Regions from separate parts of the Homo sapiens genome. Here regions 2, 3 and 4 are each linked to region 1. The links are chromatin loops, found by intact Hi-C in ENCODE. Cell type or tissue: endothelial cell of umbilical vein. All regions are shown on one strand. Links, peaks and the distances in the headings refer to the core of each region. The heading gives the core; the rest is flanking DNA. Region 1 overlaps IL26 (interleukin 26). Region 2 overlaps MDM1 (Mdm1 nuclear protein). Region 3 overlaps LOC124902957 (a long non-coding RNA gene). Region 4 has its middle 52 kb from the start of IFNG-AS1.

What was found. Hi-C counts contacts between places; a loop is a spot of excess contacts. Peaks named below come from ENCODE experiments on the same cell type or tissue, not always from the same donor. Only the 100,000 strongest peaks of a DNase experiment are listed, where the experiment ranks them.
Region 2: it touches region 1 in a loop (16-fold over the local background); 105 of 110 quality-filtered maps call a loop at or near these places.
Region 3: a loop joins it to region 1, with 11 times the contacts of the local background. A loop is called at or near these places in 13 of 110 quality-filtered maps.
Region 4: it touches region 1 in a loop (2.9-fold over the local background); 23 of 110 quality-filtered maps call a loop at or near these places.

Annotation. Positions count from the first base shown.
Region 1 is chr12:68,220,376-68,225,375 of GRCh38, reverse strand. It overlaps IL26 (interleukin 26), which reads left to right. Exons shown (of 5, transcript NM_018402.2): 3 at 93-227. Among named protein-coding and RNA genes, the nearest start is that of IL26, 2.9 kb to the left of the region's middle. In endothelial cell of umbilical vein, for the core only: a CTCF peak has its summit at 2,065 (motif pointing left); a DNase peak (open chromatin) is centred at 2,055.
Region 2 is chr12:68,314,162-68,320,325 of GRCh38, reverse strand. MDM1 (Mdm1 nuclear protein) reads left to right here. Exons shown (of 15, transcript NM_001354969.2): 8 at 3,716-3,745; 9 at 4,073-4,248; 10 at 5,061-5,378. Among named protein-coding and RNA genes, the nearest start is that of MDM1, 15 kb to the left of the region's middle. In endothelial cell of umbilical vein, for the core only: a CTCF peak has its summit at 3,078 (motif pointing right); a DNase peak (open chromatin) is centred at 3,085.
Region 3 is chr12:67,352,444-67,358,607 of GRCh38, reverse strand. LOC124902957 (a long non-coding RNA gene) reads right to left here. Exons shown (of 2, transcript XR_007063354.1): 2 at 5,928-6,164. Among named protein-coding and RNA genes, the nearest start is that of CAND1, 86 kb to the right of the region's middle. In endothelial cell of umbilical vein, for the core only: a CTCF peak has its summit at 2,556 (motif pointing left); a DNase peak (open chromatin) is centred at 2,547.
Region 4 is chr12:68,038,018-68,044,181 of GRCh38, reverse strand. No RefSeq gene overlaps it. Among named protein-coding and RNA genes, the nearest start is that of IFNG-AS1, 52 kb to the right of the region's middle. RefSeq lists an enhancer at 1,726-1,975. In endothelial cell of umbilical vein, for the core only: a CTCF peak has its summit at 3,552 (motif pointing left); a DNase peak (open chromatin) is centred at 3,481.

The DNA of each region.
Region 1 (5,000 bases), core at 1-5,000:
ATTTTTTTCAGAGAGTAATTAAGTAATGATCGGGGGACATTAAAAAACGATTCATAATTTACCATATGCAATTTCTTGTATCTTATTTTTAGAAAAACTGTCAATTTCAAGAACAGCTTCTGTCCTTCTTCATGGAAGACGTTTTTGGTCAACTGCAATTGCAAGGCTGCAAGAAAATACGCTTTGTGGAGGACTTTCATAGCCTTAGGCAGAAATTGAGCCACTGTGTAAGTATACACAACAAATACTGTGCATTTGATCCTAGAAACCTGTTTAGAAGTCAGCATGTAAGAATCTGTCTCACACCAAAGGGTGAGTAAAACGAGCTTTGTAATTGTTGGCTTGTAGTCCAAATGGAGAGGTCATCACCAGGGAAATAGCATTAAATAACTGTACATTACTCAGAATGCTGCTATTTATTATTTCTTAAAGAATGGCTCATAAAACACACTGAAGAGAGCTAAAGTAACATGACATGGTTTTCAAATAAATACTTTAAAATCATTCTCTCATTATGTGATTCCCAAGTAATCCATTCATCCATTTAATATTTCTTGAGTACCAACTTTGTGCCAAACACTATTCTAAGTCTCTCTTTCTCTCCCTTCCTCCCTCTCTCCCTCTCTCCCTTCTTCCCTCCCTCCCTCCCTTCCTTCCCTCTCCCTCCCTCCCTCTCCCCTTTCTCTTCCTCCACCCTCCTTCCCTCCCTCTCTCTTTCTTTCTTTTCCTTCCTTCCTTCTTTCTTTACTTCCTTTTCTTTCTTTCTCTCTCTCTTTCCTTCCTTCCTTCTTTCCCATAACAATAATAACTAACTGATGCCCTTTTTCTTATTTACTTATGTTTTTAAAAAAATATTTGTGCCCCTTTTAAGGCATAATCTCAGTAAAAAACTTAAAAAGGGATAGACATGCCTTCTTTGGTACCTAAATTATTTGATGCCTCAGTATGGTCACTGTCATAGCAAGCAGTGGAGAATTAATTAAGAAGGTAAAAGTGATCACATTTCTATGAAAAATTCCACAGCAATAAAGACCAGTGCAGAAAACAAAACAAAACAAAACAAAACAAAACAAAACAAAACAAAACAAAAACACTGAGCCAGAATCTGTGCAATGTTAGTCGAGTTGCCTCTGTGGGGAATATTGAAGCTTTTCTGTGCCCTTGGTTGGGGTCCAAGTATGCTTTCTCCAGCCTCCTGCAGTTGTAGCTTGCAGATGGTACAAAGGTTGGGTTGGGAGCCTTATTGCAATCCTTGGGAAGCCAGTTGGAAAGGAGCTCTTCATCCTGGGCATCATGGTCACTGAGACTTAAACACTGGGCCATTAGAGGGGGGGGGTGTTTATTTTTTAAGAGTTAAGATGTTTTTTTCTTGTGGTCAACTAAAGTGCTCCGTAACCCAAATTTCAGCCCAGAGTACATGAGGCATTTTATGAGTGTGAGTAGATCGGCTAGGTTAAAAAGAAAAAAACAAGCAAAAAAAAAAAAAAAAAACCACCAAATTTAAGTTCTCTATTTCTTTGCTTAGTTTGTGTTTGTTATACCCTTACTTAGGTTTGGATTGCATGTTTTTTTATAAACTCTCATATTTTATTAAAATTACAACACTGATAAAAAGAAATTACAAATTGATACCTCTTTGCAAAACACAGGGAGAATTCTCTGGGCCAGTTCTGGTGCCTGAAATTTTGTTCTATGCTTAAACCTATAAGACAACCTTATGAAGAAAGTACATGTGTAACTATAAATAGTCTCTTAAATTTAAGTTGCATTGTTAAATCCTTGCCTGATACAGTACAGAGTGTCTGGTCAGAACCCCCAAATCCATGTCAGGTTTTCATTACTAATTTGGTTTTGTTGACCCAAATAGCTAGAGAACACATAGCGACAGTTATAACCTAAAACGAACAATATTCTAGATGAAAAGCTTAGGAAACCTGGATATGTCTAGGAACTCTGGTTTTTCTTGGTTTGTTTCTGGTGAAGTTTTCCTAAAGTGGGTGGGACAGTGTGGCGCCGCTCTGGTTGGTTGTTGCTGCTTCCCAAAGGGTCTGGCTCCCTCCTGTGGCCAAATACGAACACATCATCTCATCAATCTCGCTAGGCAACACGTAACTCCGCGCTTTCCTTCTTCCCTGCTCCCACCTCAAGCCTATCAGTGTGAGCATCAGTTGTCTTACAAGCTGTGCAGTTTATGCCCTGGGGTAAAGCAAGCTCCCCCGTGAAACATAAAGCGGCAGGATTGGCCTGAGCGTTAGAAAGACTGCAGACATTGATTTAGGGAAAAGGTAACTGGCCTGGTGTCTATAATGTTTCAGCCAAACATAATTTTATATTTCTGGCAGCAGAAACTGGTATCTGTCTGTTTAATACAAATTAACTGAGCACCTACTCTATGAATCTCTGAATCAGTGGTTGGGAGAGGGCTTAGCAGACAGAAGTTATAAAACATGAAGTAAACAACATTAATTTAAATATGATATTTTGTTAATAAAAACGGACACTAAATGTAATCAATGTATAAATGGTCAACCTATTGAAACTAATTATACTTGCCGTATTTCCCCTGCCGTCCGTACTATTGAGGTTGTTGTGGGAAAAATAAGTAAAACAAAGCTCTGGGGATTCAGAGCAGTAGTGATCAAGTCACAATTGGTCAAGTCCCTTCTTGAAAGGGGGGACTGTGAGAGGGGGCCTTCCGTTCTGCACGCTCTGAGCTTTAGAAAGCTTTCCGCAGAACCTTGACATATTTTAAAACTGATCCAAGGCTTCTTCCACGATCGGGAGACAGAAGGAAATGGCCCATTCTGTTTCCTGGAGGCGGTACTCTGGGATAATGCTTAGGTTAGTATGATGCTATAGGCTAAACAGGATTCTGAGGGGTTGATTGAGCAATGAATGCTGCATTGGTAGTGCTGCTGCAGAGTTAAATGCTGTCTGTGTTCTGAACAGCTGATTTACACAGAATTTTGGCACACAGCCTACTTGCTTAATGTGTGCACTTAATATTTGAAATTATGCCAACAATAAAACATTGGTTTGTGTTCTTCTGAAAGTTTCCTCTGCCCCAAACCTTGGGAATAATTTTAAAAAAGCAAAACATATGATATTGATTGCTTTAAATCATTTGAAGAATCCAGTAATTATGTATTTTGTATCTTAATACATTAAAGGTAATAGTAAGGATTACTACAGCTCTTTATAAATTGTTAGCTTGTGCATGGGATTTTTAAATGCTCTTATCAGTGTACCTGTTTTATTTCTGTTGACAATTTTTAATGGATACCAGAGTTATTAAAAGATGCTTACTCTGCTAAAGTTGCAAAGACATTTTAATTTGTGATGGTAACTTTTTTTCAGATAATTATATTTTACCAAATAGGGTATGACTCTGGTTGGATTTGTTGATTACATGCTGAATTAGGTGAAAATTTTCACATATCAAGAGCAAAGTACTAAATTATTCCTTTAAAATTTACAGTAGCCTTCCCTGGTAGGTTTAATAGGAGTATTTGGGTTGGGGAAATATTGCAATTCCAATGATGGAATACTTATGTACTATATTACCAAATCTCATTACCTGGATTATATTTGAGTTATCCTTGGTGGGTGTTGTTTTGTATCACCAGAAAGAAAAACTTAAAGATGAACTCTGGTATAACCCGGAAGTAGTTACTGGATCACATGTTGTCAGCTAGAGATGATCAATATCTATTTCACTTGCAGTTCATTTGCATGGAACTTTATGATTACTGGCTGCAGATAACAGTACAACTCTTTTGACATTCATATCACCAGCCCACTATTGAACATTTCTAGGTTTTAGATAGTTCAAAATTCAGATATAAAAATAAAATGCTCATGGTGAGCAACTGGTCCTATCCACCTCCTTTCCATTTATTCTTTTTTATTCCTGTTCATAGGCAACATTGTGTCACTCATTACTATTTGATAAAGGTGATGAAATAAATAATTGCCACATTTTGAGGGTATGGATTTGCACTTGATGGATATTCGTCAAATGGCTGAGACCTCGTGCTTTCCTTCCTTTTCCTTCCTTCATTCCTTTCCTTTTCCTCCCACCCCATTCCTCCTTTCCTTTAATATACTTAAAAAACTGTCCATGTGCCTGCTCCAGAACAATTGCCAAATGATGAATTTGTCAATGACCAAGTTGTTGAATTAGTTTTTTCTTTTATTTATTTAGTTTTAGTTGACTGGCTTTGTTTTGTCTTCATAAGAAAGAAGCTTTTGTGTTGAGGACTGTTGTGTTCGTTTCTGTTCCTAATTCCCACTTCTGGAAATAAAGATCAAGTAGCAGGGAGAGGGGAGACTTGAGGGCATAAAAATCATAAGATCAGAATGTTTCTGAGCATGCAGAATTCTTATGACTATATTTAACATTAATATATTTGTATACAAGGGAGAATATATAAGAATTTGGCCAGGTACGGTAGCTTACGCCTACAATCCCAGCACTTTGGGAGGCCGAGATGGGTGGATCACCTGAGGTCAGGAGTTCGAGACCAACCTGACCAACATGGCAAAACCCCATCTCAAGAAAAAATACAAAAATTAGCCAGGCGCGGTGGCGCATGCCTGTAGTCCCAGCTACTCGGGAGACTGAGACAGGAGAATCTCTTGAACCCAGGAGGTGGAGGTTGCAGTGAGCCAAGACCGCACCACTGCACTCCAACCTGGATGACAGATATCTATGACACCTTCTTATTATCTTAGTGTCTTTTGAAGAGATTTTACATTTTATGAAGTACAATATAATAGTTTTTTCTTTAATGGACCATGTTTTGGTGTCATATTGAAGAAATCTTTATTTAACACAAAGGTCATGAAAAAATTTTACATTTAGAAGTTTCCTCATTTTAAATATCACATTTAGATCAATGCCTTTTTAACACATCTATTGACAGGATTGTATGATTTTTAATTTTTGGACAATTGAAACAATGAATTACATTGATTTTCAAAGTTAAACCAATCTTGCA
Region 2 (6,164 bases), core at 458-5,457, 94 kb before region 1:
CCCGGATATTATCTGGGGCAATGTTCATATATTCACCTTAGTGAAATCAAGTTAAAACTAGGAGCATCGAAAGCACCCGTGATGGAAGAAAGGCAGTGAGTCAGCTAAACTCTTGAGCAGTTTATGACCATCCCAAGTCTTGGCAAAGATCTCCCTGACTGAGGAGTCTGATAGTGGGAGTGAGGAAAAGCAGGACAGAGGCAGAACAGTATGTGTGGCTGGTAAATTGATGTCAGCCGCTGGCCTGTTGTGTTTAGGCGTGACACTAGGTTGAGGTTATGAGAAACTCTTTGTTTTGAAGACTGTGTTTTCTCTGAGATTTCTACGCTTGATCTCAGCCAAAAGGCCGAGCAGCGATTTCTTTAAACTAAGATGAGTTTAGGCATCAGAACTAAACATCTAATTGAGAAGATTGTTAAAACTGAAGTCATAGTAAGATGAGATTCCTTATCCTGCCTTGATGGAAGAGAACATTGTTGTTGTCAATTTAAGATAGACTTTTCAAGGTTTCCTATTATGATATCTTGGTAATGCAGCTTTTTTTGCTTATTAAATACTATAATGGTGGTTGTAAATATTTAAATTAGTGGTATAGTTTGCCTTAATTTCTTTGAGAAAAATAATTCAAAAAGTAAATTGAAGTTGGAAAAGAATAAGAATTTTTAGCTAAGAAGTCAGTGATCATTGATGATAACAGTTTTAGTTGACCAGGTTATAGACATTTAATATGAGCCATGTTTTACTTATATCTCTTGGAAGTCATTTACTATAGGCATCTGATTATGAGGTTCCTAAATATAAGGTACAGTACTCCTTCATTTTCCCACTCCTAACATTTCAGGAAGGAGTGTATTCACACTCCTCACATGCACTCAGACATAAGTGACTTTGTTGTTGGAATATTAACTCACTTTTTGAGTCACATTAGTTTTCGAGTCCATATATCATCTTTATTTCTTTCTATGTTTGAGATATACTTTTTGAATCTGTTTATAGTCTAGTCACTGGAAATTCTATGCCAAGTCCCAGTTACCTCTCATAGAGCATTAGGGTGGTTGGTTTTATTTGCCCAGTGGTTGTGTATTTGTCATCTCCATTATAATAACCACTTGACTATTGCTTTTTAAAATGCTCACTTAAGGGATTGTTTCTTAATAGTCAGCAATTAGAACTTTTTAGGTTCTATCCTCAGAATAACTACTTAATCTATGTTAAACTTCTTTTTTTCTTAATTGTTAGGTAATCTTTTCATCATCGATTGGTTGAGGTGATTTTATTCCAATGTGTCTTCCACAAATAGGACTGTGTTTCAAGATAAAGTCCTGCATTTGAGAGATGTCCTGTAATTTGACAGACATTGTAAAGACTAGGTATAAAGTGACCCCTCATTTTGGGGGGATGGTTTTTGGGTAAAAGGAGTTTTTATCCCCAGTTTCTTGAGTTTGAATTTTCTGCATATGTTTTAAATAATTTAGTTGAACTCTTAATTTGGACAAAGAAATTCAGAAAAGGAAACATTCTACTTATAATTGTATCATAATATATAATATGATAACATTACTTGGCCCAGAAAGGTGTGTGTATGTTGTTGAGTTGGGAATGGTTTATTTCTATCCTTTTTGGTGGCTCTGGCAGTTGGCTATAGGGATTGTTCTATTTAACATTGAGTTCATGCTATTGATTTTTTTCCTCCTCTTTTTAGTAGAACATACTACTTTGGAAAATGTCAGCCTTTTAATTTTTCATCTTAGTTTAGGGCTAAAGATATTTAAAATCATATTTGTAAAATATAATATTAGCACTGAGATTAATAAAGATTGTTGATATAGTAAATTTAAAGCACTTAGTTTTAAATGTCAGTAACAAATAGAACTGAATAAATCAAAGTCTTCAGAATTTTTATGAAGTATACTCTCCCCCTCCTTTCTAAATAAAATTGACGTCAAATAAAACTGGATGACTGTGTACATGGAGGGTATTCATCCATCCTTTCATTCATCATGCATGGATAGATGCAGCTGCCTCTGCTGTCCCTTCCACCCCCACTGCCCCGTCAATCTACCCAACACAGTGCAGGACTGATTGGTCCCCCTTTTGAACTACTCCTTCAACTTACATTTCATTTCATTTGTTTATTATGGCATAGACCCCCATCAATATTATGACAATTTATGTACAGGTTGGCTCACTGAGTGCAGGGAGTTTCTTGCTTATCTTTGGCTGCCATGTTTAGCTCAGGCATACCACTTAGTCTGCACTCAGGACAGGTTGTGGGCTCAGTGCTTAAGTGCTGCGTTTTCCCTCACCTCAAGAAGTTCATAGGTTGATGGAGGAGGAGGGCATGTGCAATTAATTCCAGTAAAATTGAATATGTATTAATGGGGATGTGCCCAAAGAACTCTGAGAACACAGAGGAGGAAGTGATGCTGAGGCATGTAGGTGATGGAGTGGCCCTGAAACATTTGAAGCATGGGGGCACTTACTGGCAATAAAATCTGGAGTATATCGAGGCACTTTATAACAAGGTTCCTGTGCATTCAGAATACCCTGGTTAGAAGTTCAGTAGAGTTAATTCATGTACCTCACTTCTACCTGTTAAATGCAAAAACCACTGCTAGAAATTTTCTTTAAAGGTATAGGAGTTGATAGAAATGATAAATGAACATAGCTTTTTTTTTGGCAGTGAAGAAAATATTTCAAATTATCCTTTAGGAACTTTTTTCAGGTATGGTTCATTAGAGTAGGACTCTGTTGGGATTATATGGTTTCTTATGCCATATAGGTGCTGTCTTTTGCTTTGGCCAATTCCCTAGAGATGTAACACTTTCATCTTTGCATTCAAAATCGTACCTTGTTAAGGAGCTATGTTTCTACAATTGCTTTTACATTGCTGTTTCATTATTTGCTTTTTTTTTTGCCCTGAAAGAAAAGCAATTCTAGAATAAAGATTTTCTGTCTTGATGATTTAAAAAATTAGTGTTTTTTGAGATTAAATAAAGATACTGAACAGAATTTTAAGGGTAAAACTTGAACTTAATTTTTTTTACATTGTGGAATTGTACTTGGAGAAGCCAGCAGGTGGCAGTATGATGTATAAAGTGAAAGGTTTCAAATGGGTATGAAGGCTGCTTTTTTCATCAGAAAATGTTACTTGCATATTAAATAATTCATATCACTTTATTATTCAGCAGAACTTTTTTATCCTGTCCCTTTGTTGAACACATTGCAATTATGATTTTATGGGCTATTATTTTAAATTATATATTTAGTACTTTTTTAAAAAAAAAAAAGTTGAGATTTTGCTGATTCCAAGGGAATATTGAGGAATTTGGAGAGGGAAGCCTCATAACCTCATTCATCTCCCAGTGAGGGCTTCTGTAGCAGTAGTAGCTGTATACAAAGCCATGAAATAAAGCTGGGTTAGGGATTTTTGGCGTGTAAGTACTCTTCCAGAGGTAGGGAAATAGGAATAATAGTTAGATTGCCTAATTTATCTGTCATCAGCAGCATCCTAGCCATGCAAGAATGTGGCTGGTTTTCAAGATAATAATAAGGTATCTTGGTTACTGAACTAATTACTAAAAATCCCAAGAAATATTGATTGACAAGTTTGGTAGATATTTAGAAGGGAGAATAATGTGTTTCATTGATTCCCATTAATATTCAATTATGGCATTAACCTATCATTAAGTGTGTTTCTGTATTCCTTCTCTAGGGTTCTCTAAATGCCATGTGGTATGCTGAGGTTGGTTGCTTTTGAGTTTTTAAAAACTATAATCATAGATTACTTGTGTAATTTCAGTTGGAATAAAAAGTAGGTGTCAATATTTTTCTTAGCTGCTATGAATTTCTCCCTGCCTGCTGGTCTGAAATAAAATAACTGCATCATGCTTTAGCTTGATTGTTTTAGTTTTTGCTTAAATGCACAGTCTGATGACTGTATGTGGCTAATTTTGCCTTCCTTTGTCTTTGGTCCCTGGCTGTATTTGTGCAATGTCTTTGATATGCTACTTGGTGCTGTTTGTAAAGAAGCATTTACAATAGTATATGATGTCTGAACTCTCCTGAATAGGTTAAAGAACTCCGAGAAAAGGCTGAGTTTTATAGGAAGCGAGTTCAGGGGACGCATTTTTCTCGGGACCATCTGAATCAGATTTTATCTGATAGCAACTGCTGTTGGGATGTCTCCTCAACCACAAGCTCAGAAGGAACCGTTAGTAGCAACATCAGAGCATTAGATCTTGCTGGGTGAGATATTCTTTGTGGATGGCAAAAAAAGTTTGTTGAAGCTTATGTAGATCATAGAATGATATAGGAAAATGACCTGACTACTCAAAATGTGTCTCCTAGTCGAATGGAATTGTGGCAGCCATTTATTTCATTTTTATTCTCAGTGAAAAATAAAGCAATGTAGATTGCTTTATTTATGTATAAATAACACATAATGTAAATCTGGAAGGCTAGATTTTTATAATATTTTTTGTTGGCAGTTAATAGCGGAGTAGGGATGATTACATGGTAGATGTAAAAAGACCTTTAGAAGGTAAAAAGAAAGTCAACAACAATAAAAAAGTAGAGACTGCAAGCTATTAATACATAGCTATTATTCATTAATAGATTTTGTGGCTAATTCAGAACTTGGCTGCTGATTTTATGGAAGAGCGCTCTGCTGTTCTGGGTTAAAATGAACATGATTTAATTATCTGTAAGTGAAAGTAATTGAAGAACTTAGACCATGGGGTCCTAGTTTATGTGTGTAAATGCCAGTTTAGGGCTAGGTATGACTTGTGTCAGCAGATGTACACAAGCATATGTGAAGGTAGGAGTAAAAGAAGATAAATACATTTTGGAATATTTTAATAGAAACTCCAGATTATGACTTTCATTTATTTTGCTATAAAACGAATTAGATTTCCTTCTTCAATACCTGAGCAAGGCAATATCTATGGAAAACATGTAGTTGTGAACAGTAGAAGGAAATGATGGACTCACTAAAATTGGTGTTGATTAGAAAAGTGCAAACTATTCACATTTAAAATAAAATTGATTTTGTTACGCAGAGATCCTACAAGCCATAAGACTTTGCAGAAATGTCCTTCTACAGAACCAGAAGAAAAAGGAAATATCGTGGAAGAACAGCCCCAGAAAAATACCACGGAGAAATTGGGTGTGTCAGCTCCCACCATACCCGTTAGAAGGCGGCTGGCTTGGGATACAGAGAACACAAGTGAAGACGTACAGAAACAGCCCGGGGAGAAAGAGGAGGAGGACGACAATGAAGAGGAAGGGGACAGGAAAACGGGCAAGCAGGCTTTTATGGGAGAGCAAGAGAAGTTGGATGTACGTGAGAAATCTAAGGCAGATAAGATGAAAGAAGGGTGAGAGTTTTAAATTACTCAGTATAGAGAAGCGTTATTTACATGGTTGATATGTATTTTGTCACTAAATATAGTGGTTTACTCTTTTGATTTTATGACTAATAAATTGCAGATTTTATTTCAATGTCACAAAGGAGGCACTGCTGTATGGTGAATAATTTGATTCACTCAGGTATTTAAGTCACTAGTGATTGGTAATTGAATACTTGAATTCTGGCCTACTTTGGGAGGAAGTAGTTAGGATTATTTTCATTTACGTCCTATAATTTATGGTGTGCCAGATTTGCAAATGTGTCTGGAAGAATGACTTTAAAGAAAAAAACTGGTGTTCTTTAATATCAGATGATTCTACCAAAAAAGATAATGTTTTATAATATTTTTTAAAAAGTGATTTCTGAAAATAGCTAATTCCTGTTGTTTTATGTGTAAATTGCTTTGGGGAGTGGCTCTTCTCCACCTATGATAATAGTGCCTTTTGTCTATAATCTAAATCCTTTATTCATTCATGGATGTTATGGAACTTGAGCCTTGATGTGAGGAAGGATTCTCTGCTGTGCCGGTGCTGACTTGGCAGTGATTTTCCCCATTATCCAGTATTCAGTCACTTTTTTCTTTGTGGGTTGTTTTTCTTCTATTGATATAGTTGATATAGCTTATATTATTTTTTCAGTGTTCTGTTTTATTTTTGATCTTGTGCTTAGTTCTATTCATTATTGGAAATTTCAGTCGCTTTTAACTGCATGTGGATTTGGTGGTTATTTTTTTCAGAAACAAAATGGCCTTCTC
Region 3 (6,164 bases), core at 547-5,546, 870 kb after region 1:
CCCTGTGTGTCTGTCTGTGTAATGTCTATGTCTCCATTTTTCTCCAAGCTCAATGCGACACCAGTGTCTGTTTTGTCCACCACTGTCCACCCAACATTTAGAAATGAAGAGTCCCTTCATAAGCACTTTTTGATGAATACCTGGGCTGTCCGGCCATTGGAAGCAGAAATGCAACTGTTAAAGGACCACAGGCAGCGCTCCTCAGAAAGAAAAGCCAGAATGCAGGATGGTGCACACTGACAGGCTGTCTCAGCAGCCCTCTTTCAACAAGGTAAAAGATGAAGGTGGCCGGGCACGGTGGCTCATGCCTGTAATCCCAGCACTTTGGGAGGCCGAGGCGGGCTGATCACAAGGTCAGGAGATCAAGACCATCCTGGCTAACACGGTGAAACCCCTTTCTTACTAAAAATACAAAAATTAGCCAGGCGTGGTGGCGAGCACCTGTAGTCCCAGCTACTTGGGAAGCTGAGGCAGAAGAATGACCTGAACCCTGGAGGCAGAGCTTGCAGTGAGCCAAGATCGTGCCATTGCACTCCAGCCTAGGCAACAGAGCGAGACTCTGTCTCAAAAATAACAAAGGGTGAAGGTTAGCGCTGACCTCTTTGGCACAGGCTAGTCTATTCAGTTATCTAACTGGATCAGGCAGAGATCAGGAGCCTGAAGTAAGTTCTAGAAATAGAACCCCATTCCCCTGGAGACGGCAGACCTAAAGGAAGCATCACAGCGTGCATGTATTGTTGAAGAGGCAGGAGGAGTGTTCCTCTAGAATGGCAGCAACAAGCAAGCACAAGGAACCAAGCCCTTGGCAGTGGAAGGAAACCAGCTGAAGCAAGACAAGCAGAAATGATCACAGTAGCTACCACTTATTGAGTCTCAAGTGAGTGCCATGCTGAATGCTTTTCTTACATTATTTCATTAAATCCCCATAACAGACTCACCAATAAGTACTATTATTACCATTTTACATGAAAAAACTGAAGTTGAGAGAGGTTAAGCAATTTGCTCACGGGCACACTGTTAATGAATCATAAGCTAGAATTTAAAGCCAGAGATCTGCTGTTTTGATACTTTCCTAGCTTTGCAGCCTTGCATAGAACTGGCCTTGATGACTTTCTTTCATGCTGTGATTACCAAAATCTGAAAAACCTACATGTTTTAGAAAGCATTACTTACCAATAATTGCTTACTGTCTATCTCCACCTATTAGAAAGCAAACGTCTTGAGATAGCAAATGCATACTCAAACTTATTAGGATTTCGATCCAGTGAACAGTAGGAGCTCAAAAATATTTGTATTAGGAATGAATCAAATAAGCACTTATTGACCACCTAGATGTACTTTAGAAGACATTAATGTTAAAAAAAAACTTCATATTAGAAAAAGAACCCTTACAAAACTACTGCACTAGAATGAAGCATTTATCTTTTCCACTTTTCAATTGCGAAGTACTGCAATATAGTTAAAGTTTCTGTGAATAAAAAACTATTCTGTGCTGCCCTATAGAAAGTTCCCACCCTTAGTTTTACAAACTTCCCTTCTCTGTATATTCATTTTCTTCTTCTAGCTGCTTGTGCTCAACTCTCCATTGGATTCTCTTTTGCATACCTATCCCAGTTTTGCTTGCTAAACCAGGAACTTTTTGTTTTAAGAAAATATTCAGGGGCCCAGGGGAGGGATAGCATTAAGAGAAATACCTAATGTAAATGATGAGTTTATGGGTGCAACAAACCAACATGGCACATGTAAACCTATGTAACAAACCAGCACGTTGTGCACATGTACCCCAGAACTTAAAGTATAATTTTTTAAAAAGGAAAATATTAAAGGTAATCAAACAGCAGATATTTTCAAATTAGATAACTCTAAAAGATAGCTAAACCTATTAAGATTAGGCAGCTGTTGATGATAAACCTCAGAATAACTTTCTCTCTCCCCTAATACAGAAATCAGAAATCAACTGGCAGGTGCACAAGCAAGATACCAAATTCCCGTTTCCCAGCCAAGCTCCTGTGGTGAAATTGTTCCTTGGCAAATGTCCCTTTTTTTTTTTTTTTTTTTTTTTAACTTTGCCTTAAGAGGAGGAAAAGCTGCCAAATGCCAACTTGGAGAATAGTGTACAAAATGCTAAATATAAAGAGTTGAGGAATATCAGGGGCTATTTTAAAAATTAGTCTCTAATAGAGCCTGTAGTATCCTCATATGTCTAGGAAACAGCATGGCAGTCATGTTGGTTTACACCAAAAGCAATAATTCTAGGTTCAAAAGCCCAATCTACAACAGCGCTAGTAAATCTCAGTATCTTTCAACTGAAGGCCAACCTATTTAACATTTCCTGCACTCAACAGCACAAACTCAGAAAATGAGAAGCTAAGTGGAAAAACAAGTGATCAGTGGAGTTGAAAGTACTTCTGCTCTCTCTTCAGATATGACTTGGAAGTCAAATATTACAATAAAAGAGCTCACCCAAGGCTCAAATCTTGAATAGTAACTCACGCTGGTCATAAGCTCCACAATGGGAGGCTTTGAGGGGCAAAAACGCATGCATTTTGTACCTTGATATTTATGATGTTCTATCGCCACCTCCTGGAAGAAAAGACCAAGAACGCCAAAAAAAAAAAAAAAAAAAAAAAAGGGTGCTTAGTATTAAGGCTTCCAGTGAAGATAAATTTCTTCAATTCTCAAGAAAGGTAAAGACATTCTGCAGCCGCTGACAGTTCCATTTCAGATGAATTAGCATAATGTTGGGCAAACAGCAAACCTAAAAGGCAAATGTTCAAGACTCTAGCGTCAGTTATTTGCCAGCAAAAGATAACATCAAACATATGAGTAATGAGCCTTTAAAGTTGCCAGTCCCCAGGGAAGATTTGAGTTCTCATTAGTAAAGAGATATGAGATCCCATTTTGCCAGAGTCAATAGCACCGCATGAACACAGAGAGATACTAGAAGAATAATTTCCACACTTGGCTCTGAAAATAATCATCCTTATCTTTGCATTTTAAGTCTCAGAATTTGGCAAAAGAGTTCTAAGGATTTTAAAACATTAATAACAAGACTAAGAATGTTCCCAGATGAACTCTTATTTCTCAGACTATCTTGTTGGAGTTATTTACACATATGGCACAAACAAAGCCAAATGAATTGGAATATTTGACTTTCTCTCCACAAGATCTTACCAGTCTTTGTTTCTCAAGGTTTAGTTTGCATAAGGACAAAGGAATACAGTCGAATACTTAAAAGTATTATTTTAAAACACACTTTTATCTTGATAGTTATGTCTTTTCCATCAATATCTCTATTCACTATGTGAAAAAAAAAAGTCATACAACTTCAGAGTAGAAAGCATTTCAGTCCAACCACTTCACAGTCGCAAATCACAAGCTATTCACCCAGGAGGAAGAGCTGCTAAAGTCAATTCCCACTAAATTTCACCAGGGGCAGTTTAAACCTTCTGTTCTGTCTAGACATTTTGCCCTCCTCTGCCCAAACATCCTGACTTTTAAGGAGTTTTACAGCTTAGTCAACTCACCAACATCCTGAAGTAGGCTGAGATTGCAGATTTCTTTTCTGAATACCAATTATGCTTATTTATAAAACACAGAACATGGAGCAGAGAATTTAAGATTTTAGAGCTGCAAGTCACCTTCCTTTTATAATCCACAAAAGTGATTTGCTGTGATACCTGATGGCCTCTTTTGGAAAACAGAAGGCTTGAACACAGCATTGAAATGTGTCAGACTTTCTTTTTAAAATTTTTTCAGCTTCTTTTGAGGGTATATCCTGTAAAGCACTATGAGAAACATCCGAAAGACACAATTCTTATCCCCCAAAAGCCAATTATGTTGTCTGACTTCGGTTTCCTAAGCTACCCACAAACTGAAAGGCAAGGTATGGTGGTCAAAGAGTAAAGTCGACGTCTACACAGAAGCTTCCCTCTTTCCCTCAGCTCTGCCTCTTTCCAGTGCTGCTCATGTGATATGATACTTAGTCAAGCTTACTTTTTAAGTCAGCCACTTCGTGGGAACACTTTCCGGAGTGATGGCCAGCAGAATAGCTAAACTTTGTTACTGCCAAACCTCTTCTTGAGACAGGAACTCTGCCTACACAAAGCAAAAACAATATTTCAGCATCCCACCCTCCCTTTGAACCCACATTTGGAGTCATAGTTTCAGTTTTCATAACTATCCGGAAAACTGAAATGCTTCACTGGCCCACAACCAAACTCTTGGGCTCTTTTCAAGTCTGCCATCTCCCCCTTTTCATTCCACTTCCTCCCTCACTGTGAAACCTTGCTTGCTTGGACACTCCTGTAGTTTTAGACACCTTCCTGTCGATCTTTGAGCTATTTACCAGCTGAACATTTGTATTGTTAGTGTTAAATGATAAATTCATATAGCTAAGACACTTGACCAAGATAGACCGATACTATCATTTGAGCAACTGTCTCCTGCAATCTGTCATCACAATGAGATAGCCATGTTCTAACCTATCAGTAAGATTATACAAAAGTAAACAGAGTTGTCGGTATAAAATTGATTGTCAGCCGGGCACAGTGGCTCAAGCTTGTAATCCCAGCACTTTGGGAGGCCGAGGTGGGTGGATCACAAGGTCAGAAGTTTGAGACCAGCCTGGCCAAGACAGTGAAATGCCGCCTCTTCTAAAGATACAAAAATTAGCTGGGCATGGTGGCAGGTGCCTGTAATTCCAGCTACTTGGGAAGCTGAGGCAGGAGAATCTCTTGAACCTGGGAGGTGGAGGTTGCAGTGAGCCAAGATCGCGCCACTGCACTCCACAGAGCTAGACTCCATCTTGAAAAAAAAAAAATGCCACTGAGAGGTCATCTTTTATGAAATTCAAAAGTTTCAGAAATGTATCTAAATTGTCACCAATCCTTTCCCTGTAGTGTTCACCAGCCTCTGATCAGTTGATTTTAGGCAAATTTCTCACCTTCCACACTTGCAACACAAACTCAACTTCCAGCATACAGAGCTACTTGAAGGTTTCCCTAAATACACTAGGCACCCTCAGTCACTACACTACATATATGCTCTTGCTTTTTTGCCCAATGCCTGCCTTTTGACAGTCTGAGTAATGCCTACTTGTTTTCAAACTTCAGCTCAGGAGCTGCCTTCGCTTGTCTCATCCAAGCAGTCTGCAGCCCCTTGCTTTTATGCTCCTACAAGACCCTATTTATAACTCCATCACAGTGCCCATCATATGCTGGTAAAATGGTTTGTTTTCCCCTCTCACCTGCCATAGGTTCATTCTGAAAAAAGATTAAGAGTTTGACTCTGCAACCCCAGCACCCCAGGCTGTATCTAACACGTGGTAGGCAAACTGCAAATGTTTGCCAGATGGATGACCATTCCTGATGGCCAAGACATTAAGAAAGGGGCTGTTTTCCAGTGGTCCATAGCACTATGGACAGCTAAGATGACTGCCTCACCAGTTCAGAAGAAGAATAAGACATGCTCTCACTTACTTTCCTCCCTCCCCTTGTAACATGTATCTGGCGTTCTAGACAGCCCCATTTCCCCATCAGCCAAAGTTTTGGACCTATCAAGAATAAATCTTTAATTGAAGTCTATTAGTCTGTTCTCACACTGCTATACCTGATACTGGGTAATTTATGAAGAAAAGAGGTTTAATTGACTCACAGTTCCACAGGCTATACAGGAAGCATGAGGCTAGAAGGCCTCAGGAAACTTACAATCACGGCAGATGACTAAGGGAAAGCAAGCACATCTTACCATGATGAATCAGGAAAGAAAAAGAAGAGGGAGGTGCCACATGCTTTTAAACGATCAGATCTCATGAGAACTCACTCACTACCAGGAGAACAGCAAGAAGGAAACCTGCCCCCATGATCCAGTGACCTCCCACCAGTCCCCTCCTCCAATTCAACATGAGATTTGGGCAGGAAAAGAAATCCAAACCATATCATGAAGCTTTAATTGAAATGTTTGATTCTTCAAATAAATTACTTTCAAGTCAACCCAAGTGGCGTACAACTCTTGTAAACAAGTTTTCTAAATTTTGGTCACATTTTATTAACAAGTATTGAAATTTTAAATCAAGGCATTCAACAAGTGGAAGAACAAAAACCTTCAGCTTGCAAAACTTTTTAGAGAATTAAAGTTATTGAAAACAAAACTTACAGAAGAGC
Region 4 (6,164 bases), core at 724-5,723, 180 kb after region 1:
CACCACACTTGGCTAATTTTTGTATTTTTGGTAGAGACGGGGTTTCACCATGTTGGCCAGGCTGGTCTCGAGCTCCTGACCTCAAGTGATCCGCCAGCCTCGGCCTCCCAAAGTGCTGGGATTACAGGCGTGAGCCACTTCGCCCAGCCTCCTGAGCTTGTTTTCCTGCAACTAGATGGTCCCATCTGGGGGTGATGGGAGACAATGACAGATCATCAAGCATTAGATTCTCACTCATCTCCTGAAGCTCATGCCTTTTATATATAAAATACCTACGGGAATTTGGTTAACAAAGGCAGCTAAAATGATGTGAGGACATGAAGTCCAATAGGCAAATATTGGATCAGAACATTATGCCAGAGATGTCCGGAGCTCTCTGGGAGGTGTTGAGAGATGAATGAAGGGTGGGGGATAGGCACTGACAACCCTTGGAGAGCCAGGTGGAGAGGTAGTGATGATTAACTTTAGTTGCTCTCCCACAAGGCTGGGAGAAATTAATGAGCAACAGAATGAATAAGCAAGTTTACTAAAGTTTAGGCAACTTCAATGACTTGAATATGCATAATGTACCACTGCTAAGACATAGTTGAGTAAAGAGGTATGCAACTAAAAATTCCCCAGGCTTCACTAGATTATGTTAGAAAATACATTAATTACAGAATATTCAAATCCTGTGGTTAATTGTCTTCATTCCTGAAACAAAGCCCAAAGTCCTTGCAAAGTTGCCTCCCCACCAGCCTTTTTGGAGCCATCAGGGCATATGCTCAGAGATAAATCTGCTCATATGGCACCTGCTACCTTCCTGGCATGCATCTCTCAGGTGTCGTCTCAGGAGATTGTCCCTCTCCTGCTGGGTGTCACAGACTTGGGGAGCCTGCAGCCAGGCACTGCCACTGAGCCTCACCACTGAGGGGTTTATGAGGCCATCCTGGCTTTAGGGGCTCCAAGTGTCACGTTGACCAAAGCAGTCCATTTTCATCTGTTTTATAAAGGGTCCTGTGTATCTCAATGGAAAAGTATTCAGCCTTCTAAAAGATGTTTGAAGACGATTTCACCAGAGCTTCCATGGAGCCAGGACCCTGCTGTATTTCAGGGAAAAGTGGGCAAGTGTTCATTTTCCAGCTTGATGCAGAACTTTGTTGCCTGGGGAGCAAAGTACCGCTGTTCAAACTCCAAGTCTTACAAAATTGCTTATTAAAATAATTCCTGACATTTTGGCTTCTACATCTTTTCTCCCTAGGTGTCAGGCCTAATCAGTGAAGTAGACTGGAATTAAACACCCCATCTTTTTCTGTCAGAGTTCTCAGTTGTCACCAATTAAAATCTAGTAGTAGCAGAAAAGGAATTTATTAAAGAATATAAGATTTCCCAGGAGGCCGGAAAGCAGGCTGGGAGGCTTCCCAGCCAGCACCAATTCTCAGAGTCACAGTAAAGAACAGACCAGGTGGGAATAACTGCTGACTCCACCAGGCACAGACTCCTGCTGGTACTAGCTCGTGGTGTGACCTTAGCCATCCCTCCCTCTAGTAACTGAATTCACCAGCTGCCATTCTCACCAGAGTGGGCTCTAGGTGGCACTTGTTTCTTTGCAATACATGCTTGTGATTAGAAAACTTGCTGAGGTGCACGTGATTGTCTGGGTCTGTGTCACAGACCAGTGTACTGGCTGCAGAGGAGGTGGGGAATTCTCCAAATATAGGAAGTGTGTTCAATTGTGTTGAGAAGCCCAGACGAGTGATAACATGTTCACTTGAACATCGCTGTCCTCGGGTTCTCTTCCTCTCCTCTATACCTACCCCCAACTACACCCACGCCAAAGCCACAGTACCTTTCCTCCTCATCCACTTAAAGCCAAATATTTCATTAGAATTGAATTATTTGAGGCCTGTCACCACCACCTCACCAAACATGCCCAGACATGACTGAACCTCAGCACTGGAAACACTTAGGCTCAAGCTGAAAGTTTCTTAAGTGCTACACATTAGAAACAACCAACCATTCCTAAACTAGTCCATGAAACCACAGGACACTAAGAAAGGATAGCCCAGATCTAGTAAAGAACACAAACATGTTTTCATGACAGTGATAATAGATCTTCGTTTACACCACCACTGATTTGAAAGGCTATACTGTTTGTTTTGTTTCTTCTTTTATTCTTTATTCAATATTCAACTTAACTATTGAGTGGACCTAAGCACTGTTAATAAAGCAGTAAACAAAGCCCTGCCCATAAAGTGTTAATATTCTAGAGGGAGACGCAGACTATGAACAAGGACTCAAATGCATACACAGTGTAAGTTCAGACAGTGATAAGTACATTAAGGAAAATAAAGGAGGGTTAAGGAATAGACGGTGATGGGACTGATGCTCATTTATATTGAGTGGTCTGGGAAGGTTCAAGCAGATTTGAATCATGGAACAGTGTAATATGAAGAGATTTGGGATCAGAGGTGCCTGAGTTGAAAACATACCCAGGAGCTAAAGTGAGAGGAAGAAGGTCAGAGTGTGGTGGAAAGAAGCCTGAAGATGAAATGAGACAGATAAATAGGGCCAAAATATGGAGGTTCTTGTGGGCCACCATTAGGAGTTTAGCTTTTATTCTAAGCATAATTGAAAGCCATTGGATAGTTCTAAGATGAGCAGTGATGATAGGCTTAGACTTACATTTTTTCAAAGTTCTCACTGGCTGCCCTATAAATAGTAGATTATGGGGTTTTAAATTGGAGATGAGGAACCTCTCAGTAGACTTTGCTGTGATCCAGGTAGAGAAACATGTTGGGTTGGACGAGGGTGGGAGCAGTGGAGATGGTGAGATCAGATCAGGTTTGGGATGTATTTTGCAGCCCAGTCTGTCAGGATTTGCTGATGCTTTGTATGTGAAAATGAGGCAGAAAGAATCCAGTATGAACTTCTAGGAAAGCACTTTGTGACCGATTGTATTTTATGGAAATGACTACAGTATTTCCTGTTAATATAGTTTTCCAGAAACTTGCTACTCCCTCATCAAGAGTTGGAGTCTGTGTCCTATCCCCTTGGAACTAAGAGGGCTTTTGTTAGACTTTTAACTATTAAAATATGGCAGAAGTGATACATGTCTTTTCTGAGTCATTAAAACGTGATCCCACTGCTGCCTGATTTCACTGGGACACTCATGCTGTAACCCAGCTACCATGCTGTGAGGAAGCCCAGGTCGCATGGAAAGGGCCAAGTGGAAAGGCACCCAGGCCCCAGCCCTCAGTATCAGCTATGCTTCCTGCCAACAGTCAAGATTTTCTTGCTAGCTTTTGAGTGAGGTTTATTGGACGTATGCTCTCAGATGCATGACTGGATCCTTCTCATTACTACACTTATTCCAGTCCTTGATTTTTGTCTACAAAGTGATTTGAACTATTAGAAAACGTCCCCAAAGCAGGCTATAAATGGCCCTGAGCTCAGTCTCCATTTTGTATGATTCACAGTGCCCTTCTCCCCGTTTTTCCATCAGACAGGACATCTTTCTCTGAACCTGTCGTCCACTCTGTTCTTATTCCTCTGCTGCCCTCTAGGGGCCATTAGCCACATTGCCCCATTTAGATCCTTTATGCTTGGGGGAAAAAAAAAAAGTTACCATTGATTGACTGGAAGGAACTATTCTAAACACTTCATATATACTTACTCCTTTATTCTTGACAATCCTATAAGGCAGATACTACTATTAGCCTCCTTTTAAAGATGAGACAACAGAGATTAAAAAATTAAGTAATTTGTCTAGGCAAGGTCCTACAATGACAAAGCTGGAATTTGAACCAAGGCAGTCTTGTTCTAGAGTTTATATCTGCATTATCCTCCTTCTCCTTTGGTAGGACAAAGTAGATCTATTGGGCATGCATATGAGACTTGTTTACATCTATACCTTGTAAAAATAAATTTGCTTTTAAACTTAGGTATTTATCTTTTGCCTTGATGACGGCAGCAGGTGCCTAAATGGCCTCCCCAGGCATGAACAGATTCCCCACCAGTTCTGCTCTCCATGCGGTAACCAGAGTGACCTTTTTAAAAAATTGTGAATGAATAAACTAAAGAATACTTTCTCTCATCACCTCTTCTCTATACAGAAAAAAATATAACCAGTCTTACCAAAAAGTTAGATTAGTCAGCTAAGCAAACAGGGTTCGAATATTCTAGCACCCTGAAACCACAGTCTAAAATGGTCTTCTGATGTGTGGTTATAACACTTAATATACAGTGTTTGTCTCTTAGTAACTTTAGGTTTATCTTATTCAGCATCACATTATTTATCCTGTAAGGAAGTAAGCATATCTTCTCTGTTTCATAAGAAGATACCTTACTGTACAAAATGGTACTGTGGCCTAAAGTCACCCAATAAATATGGTGCAGGTTTGGAGTTGTTACTTAGAGTAGAATGCAACTCCTAAAATCTAAATATTTTTCAAAACCTGGATGAGATGTGCAGTGGAACCCTGTAAACACAATCTTTTTTTTGAGACGGAGTCTCGCTCTTTCGCCCAGGCCGGAGTGCAGTGGCGCTATCTCGGCTCACTGCAAGCTCCGCCTCCCGGGTTCACGCCATTCTCCTGCCTTAGCCTCCGGAGTAGCTGGGACTACAGGCGCCCGCCACCGCGCCCGGCTAATTTTTTATGTTTTTAGTTGATACGGGGTTTCACTGTGTTAGCCAGGATGGTCTCGATCTCCTGACCTCGTGATCTGCCCGCCTCGGCCTTCCAAAGTGCTGGGATTACAGGCAGGAGCCACCGCGCCCAGACAACACAATCTTAAACAGAAGCTTTATATGTAAACCACATAAAAGCTGCGCAAGTTGAATAGGAGGCAATAAATGAGGGAGGTGTGTGCTTGGGCCTCTAGAAAGACATAGGAAGCATATTTGAGAAATCTCTAGGGCTTGGCTTCAAAAACATTATTGTAAAGCATGTGTGCATCTAAGGTAACGGCGCTATAACTTGTAATAAAGATGGGAAGGAGAGAAGCTGCCAATCCCAAACTGATGGTCAATATTTGTGGATTCCAACATTCCCAGTTCCTTTATTTATTTCTGGACTATCTAGTTTTCTATGGCTCATCAAATAAAAATCAATATGCCCATATTTACACAAAGCCACCTTCATGCCCTCTTCCAGGAGGAACCAGAGAACTTGAGACTTCCCAGCTACAATTTCCAACCTTGCTCTTCTGGGTTTTCCATTCCATGTTGAGCACTCAGAGATTTTACTAGGTTTAAGCTTTCTTGCCTGGTGGGTGGGAGTAGGGAGGGGGGTGGAAATGAGGTGACCATTTATTGAGTATTTGCTCTGAGGCAGTGGTGGTGGGGTCGGGGGTTCCTTCCTGCTTATCAGAGCTGTGCACCTGCTCACTTGCCAGATGATATGCAAAAAAGAATCCAAAGAAGCAGCAAGAAAGCCAATACGTTTTCTTAGATCAAAATGACATATCCCAAAGCTCCTCTCTTTCCGATTATTTTTGATGAGAGCAAAATTATTATACTCAACTCCAGTGTGAATCTACATCACAGGGGGAGATTATTTTAGGTGAAAATTCCCTTATGATTAAATAGATGTTTGTGTGCTTATTTTTGTTGTTTTAAGAATCCTCCAGGATAATTCTGATGCAAACAGGCCTAAAGCCAGAAAGACTGACATACAGGTTTATTTGATAAATTGAAGTTTATTAAATACTATGACCATTATTTTCTGCATTAACCTTATAATATTGGTCACTTGTCTTCCTTTCAAGTTTAAAAACATTTTTTTAAACAGGCTTGAAACCTGCGGGGAAAACATATTATTGTGACATATCACATATCACAACATATCACATTGGCCCTGAGGATTAAACTGTTTCCAGATCCATCTGGTCTGACAGACATAAGTGATTGATTCTTGCTTGGTCTGTAACACACCCCAAATGCATTCACCTGCTATGCCATTGCCCCCTCTTCATTTTCTACTATGAGCTTTAAAAAACTGGAGTTATACATCTCATGGCTCTTAAACTAATGCATGGCTTGTTCCTGACTGCCTTCCAGCACTGGAAGAAAAAAGTAATATCTTTGTGACAGCATGATTACTTCCACCTGTGACAGCTCTTCTCCATTGTGAAATCTGCAAAGAAATCATCTGGAAGGGGAAAATACATGTGTTCTGGGATTA